Regions from separate parts of the Homo sapiens genome. Here region 2 is linked to region 1. A link is an interaction called in ENCODE POLR2A ChIA-PET data of the cell type or tissue named here. Cell type or tissue: GM12878. All regions are shown on one strand.

What was found. Peaks named below come from ENCODE experiments on the same cell type or tissue, not always from the same donor. Only the 100,000 strongest peaks of a DNase experiment are listed, where the experiment ranks them.
Region 2: POLR2A ChIA-PET joins it to region 1 with 6 read pairs; 6 of 35 experiments call an interaction of 5 or more read pairs at or near these places.

The regions. Positions count from the first base shown.
Region 1 is chr6:7,161,458-7,163,957 of GRCh38, forward strand. The region is part of intron 1 of RREB1 (ras responsive element binding protein 1); the gene reads left to right. Among named protein-coding and RNA genes, the nearest start is that of RREB1, 55 kb to the left of the region's middle. RefSeq lists an enhancer at 2,260-2,500. In GM12878, no CTCF peak of the experiment used is centred here; no DNase peak of the experiment used is centred here.
Region 2 is chr6:7,085,358-7,087,857 of GRCh38, forward strand. No RefSeq gene overlaps it. Among named protein-coding and RNA genes, the nearest start is that of RREB1, 21 kb to the right of the region's middle. RefSeq lists an enhancer at 706-795. In GM12878, a CTCF peak has its summit at 1,255; DNase peaks (open chromatin) are centred at 1,284 and 2,214; H3K4me3 peaks cover 1,379 bases; H3K27ac peaks cover 1,330 bases.

The sequences.
Region 1 (2,500 bases):
AAGAGAAAGAGGTACAACTGTTCATAGAGTTCAGTTTGACAATTAACATGTATATTAGTATGGTTGCCTGTGTTTGTGTTATGTTTCACTGTGTTTCATCTTCCTGTGCCTGGGATCCCCCATGCCCTCCTTTCCTATCTTTCTCAAAACCAGCTGTTTTTCCCCATCTGCTGCATTTTGGTTATAGATATTTATTTGTAGGTTTGCTTTAAAACAAAACTCCTCTAAATCCTACTTGATAACCATCCATGCTCTTTACTCTCTCCTGTCCTGGGAGCTCTCTTCCTAACTCCTGCCCTTCATTCTCGACGCCTGCCTGGCCTCCTTTTGGTTCCTTCTCTACAGCATTGCTTCCACCCACCAGCTGTAGTGCCCCTGTCCCTTAAGAGTATGGCAGTGCCTCCTAACTGGGTTATATACCTCTGATTGTCCATTTTTAAATCTGCTACCAAGAGCTTTTTAAGCTGTGGATACGATTATTTCATCGTGGGCTTTAAAAATTGTGAGGAGGGGCCCTTCAGTGGGTTTCCAGAGCAACAGGATAAAGTTCATGGCTCTTAGATGGAACCTTGAGCCCAGCATCATTCTGCCAGCCGCATCTTTGCCATTTCCCCCACTGCACTCTCCCTCCTTTCTCAAAACACACTGGTGCACTCTGATAGCTCCCAGGGGTTTTGTTTTCATGGACAAGACACACAAAACTTTTGCAGTTAGACACAAGGTTGCCGTTTTTTTATTTTGCTAAGTAAGGGCATTAAAAAATGATCTCTACCATCTACTGTCTTTATCTCATTTTAAAAGATGGCAGTTTACCCTAAAAAAAAAAAAGAATGAATTCAGCATTGTGAGAAACTCAGCAAATCATCTGCTTTTTCTGCACACTGTGTTAACAGCTTTCTGCGTGTGGCTGGGAGGCGAATCTCTTCTTCAAGCTCAGGTTTGCTTTTGCTGTGCTGCCCTCGCCTTGCACTCAGTGGTGCTTACCTCTGGTGAGCCACTGCAGCTCTGGAAGTGTTTGGCTCATACTCCAGGTTCCCTGGAGTTGAAATTTCCCTCTCTGTGTTTCCTCTGACATAGGAAGCCAGGGCTCTCTGTCTTACAGCTCTTGGTGGTTCTGGCACCTGGAATGTTAGTAGCCTTAGATGTCTGAGGATGATCGTCATAATCTCCCAGGTTTTCGCACAGATCCCAAACCTTACCCTATGTGTAGGGTATACAAACAGTATAGAATATTTTAAGCCACTAATTTTAACAACATGCTGAGAATACCCATTTTTCTCTGCCTACGGATTGGATACACTCTGAAAGCAGCAAGGATGGGCCTACAACTCCAGCTGCAGGAAACTGAGTAGACTGCTCCCCTTTATTTTATTTTATTTTATTTTTATTTTTTTATTTTTTCATTTTTTGAGAGAGGGTCTCACTCTGTTGCCTAGGCTAGAGTGCAGTGTCACGGTCAGTGCTCACTGTAGCCTCAACCTCCCTGGGCTCAGGCGATCCTCCCACCTCAGCTTCCTGAGTAGCTGGGACTACAGGTACCCACCACCACACTTGCATATCTATCTTCCAAACTCTCATCCATTAAAAGTGAATCTTGACTAGTAGGGTAAGAGAAAGCCATCACCATAATTAGCAGTGTCTTTTGGAGGAAGCCTTGAAAGGACTATTCTTCCCTTGATGAGAGCAGAGCGTTAAAGTTTAACTACAAGGAATAAAGAGACAGTGAGTTTTTTCTCACATATTTACCGTGGCCAGGTAGCCATTTGTATAATCTGTTGAGCCTTTTTTTTACCCCTTAGGAAAATTCTGTTTGCAGATTGGGAGCACTCCAGGAAGTCACTGGCCTCTGAAATACTTCGTGGAAATGTGTTAGTTCCCATTCTAAATTGGTTTGGTGACTGAGGCTGTTCTTTGACTTCAGCGTTTTATTTTATTTTATTTATTTATTTATTGAGAAAGAGTCTTGCTCTGTTGCCCAGGCTGGAGTGCAATGGTGCTATCTTGGCTCACTGCAAGCTCTACCTCCTGGGTTCACACCATTCTCCTGCCTCAGCCTCCTGAGTAGCTGGGACTACAGGCACCCGCCACCACGCCCGGCTAATTTTTTTTTGTATTTTTAGTAGAGATGGGGTTTCACCGTGTTAGCCAGGATGGTCTCGATCTCCTGACCTCATGATCTGCCCGCCTCGGCCTCCCAAAGTGCTGGGATTACAGGCGTGAGCCACCGCGCCTGGCACTTCAGCGTTTTAGTTGTGGGGCTGGCAGAGCATGAAATTGAGTTTGTGTGAGCACGTGTGTGCCTGGGTATAGTGGACTGCATTTTCTTTGCAGAAGTATAATGAAGCATCTTCAAGGACTTTGAAAAAGTTTCCTCGGACATATCCAGTGAGCATGATAGATGCCATTGTTTCGCAAGTTTTCTATTTTCTTTGTCTGTACAGGTTGTTCCTGACTTCGTGGCTGGGAGGAAATTGAGGATGCTGAAGAGTACTTGCCGTTT
Region 2 (2,500 bases), 76 kb before region 1:
CTTTTATTTGTTTCCAACTTCATAATCCAGATTTATTGAAAATGCAATGTTTTGTTGCTCTGAAATTCACTATAAATGGGTTAAGGAGGGCCGGGCGCCGTGGCCCACGCCTGTAATCCCAGCACTTTGGGAGGCCAAGGAGGGCAGGTCATCTGAGGTCAGGAGTTCGAGACCAGCCTGAACAACAGGGAGAAACCCCGTCTCTACTAAAAATACAAAATTAGCCGGGCGTGGTGGCACATGCCTGTAATCCCAGCTACTTGGGAGGCTGAGGCAGGAATCGCTTGAACCTGGGAGGCGGAGGTTTCAGTGAGCCGAGATCACACCACTGCACTCCAGCCTGGGCAACAAGAGCGAAACTCCATCTCAAAAAAAGAAAAAAAAAAAATAGAATGGGTTAAGGAAACTGGAGGAGACCAGGTCTACAAGGGGTATCCTTAGCTGCTTGGAAGACAGAAAGGAAAGACAACAGAGAGGTAAATAAAAGCAATGCTTCAAGCAACTTGAGATGCCAGAACACCTAGAAAGACCCAAGGCGGATGAAAAGCCCCAAGGGATATGCAAGCCTGGGGGGCCATCTGGGTGGTTTGCATCCTAGCCCGCTGACCTTGGAGGGGCTTTCCTGTCTTTCCCTGATTTCTTTCACTGCTGAAGAGGCTGCCCTCAAAGCCTGGAGCACTTGGCAGGGTTCCAGGGATCTGTACCAATGCCATGCCTCCTGATGACAGAGCAGAGGCTGGTGATGCTAGCTCACAGCCATGTGGCCTTGGCCTTGTCCTGCCTCTCTCTGACAGATGCTAGCATCAGTGGATGCTTTTGAGTTTCACATAGAAGACTGCTGAACTCTCAATTCTTGGGGTCAGGAGGTCTGAATCTAAGTCTCAGCTCTGCTTAGCTTTGCTGCTCTGAGTAGCTTTGGACTTTCAGCAAGTCACACATCAGCTTTCAGAATCCCAATTTCCCAATTTATTAAATGACTGTTAGACTCATTTAATAGGTGGGCTCTGGGTCCTTCCCCCGCTGGCCGGTATGCATTTTGAAGTCACCTCACCAGGCCTCCTTCAAGGCAGCACCACCTTTCAGGGTCAGTACCTAAGGCACAGTCCCTAACTACCAGCACCTCTCAGACTCTGATCTGATTTTGAAAAATTGTAGTTTTGGAAGCCTGATGTCCACAACCATGACCGAGGTTGCTCAAATGACTCTGATGAGTTTCCAGCACACCCTACACCCTGGCTGCACCCACAGCGACCCCGTCAGCCCAGCCTTCCTCAGCTTCCATCTGTGCGCCTGCTCCTCTTCCCCTGCACTATCTGAGAATTAAAGACGCATTCTTAATGAATCTTTCACTTTCAGTGTGTTCTTCCTGAATGAGTCGTAACTTCCATTTTTTTCTAGCTTCGCTCTCTGATCTCAAGGGCCACATCTAACAGAATTCACGTGTTCGATACAAAAAAAAAAAAAAGAACAGGAGGTTTCCACCTCTTTTTATTAATCAGAATGATTTCAGTTTAAATTAAATGTCCCACACAGAATTCCTTTAGAAGACTAGAACTGTTCATTAGAAAGTGAAAGTAGCTGATAATCCTTTTTTAAATATGAGGGGGGAAAAAAACTGGCAAGTCATTTAAACATCTTTCCTCTGGTAACTTACAAAAAATAAGCAAAATACTTTAATTTTGTCACTTTTCTTTTTCCCTCCTTTTGCCCACAATAAAGATGTCATAGAAGCTTTTCCATTCGTGCCGGACTCCTTAGGTTGGAGAAATAATTGGCTTTTCCTGGAGAGAAGGGTAGTGACAGACTGTGTCTGAGGTATTCTCTTGCAAATCCCTGAGGGTACTGAATAACAAAGTCTGTCTAGCTTCCAGTCTGCAACTCTTCTCGCTTTCCTTTGAACAAGGGCAGTAAGTTGCTCTTTTTCTGCCCAGCTCTGGCACTGAAAAAATCCAGTAGGTGGCCAAAGAGCCTTTAGAAGACTAAAGGCAGCTTCAGAGAGCCATTGGACCAGATTTTAAAAAGAAAAGTGTGCTTGTATCTTTGTATTGCAAACAATGCTGGAGGAGCTGAATGGTGCTTCAGACCTTGGGCTTAAAGACAGGTGACTTATTTAGGCCCCTTACAAATGGGCATGTTTGACTACAGCTAAATTAAGTTCTCAAAATAATCCCTGAAACTGGAGCTTAGACTGTTGAAGCAAGTACTCAGGGCAGACGTCTCAGGCGTACTCATTTTCACCTTTCATTTATGACATGGTGTCATCCTTCACAGCTCCACAGAAAAGCTCCTCCAGTGTTCTCTGTGAAACAGGAAAGAACTCTCTATGCACCAGATAAGCCAAACCCCTGGAGTTCCATGGGCTGAGAACTTTGCCCTTCATAAATTACTTCTGTGAAAAGTTCTAAGCTGAGGAGATGGCAATAAAGAAATTGCTCTGCGTTGTTTTATGGTTCCAGCATTCGGTTTCCTGTGGCGTCCCGTGGTCTTTGGTTTGAGTCAT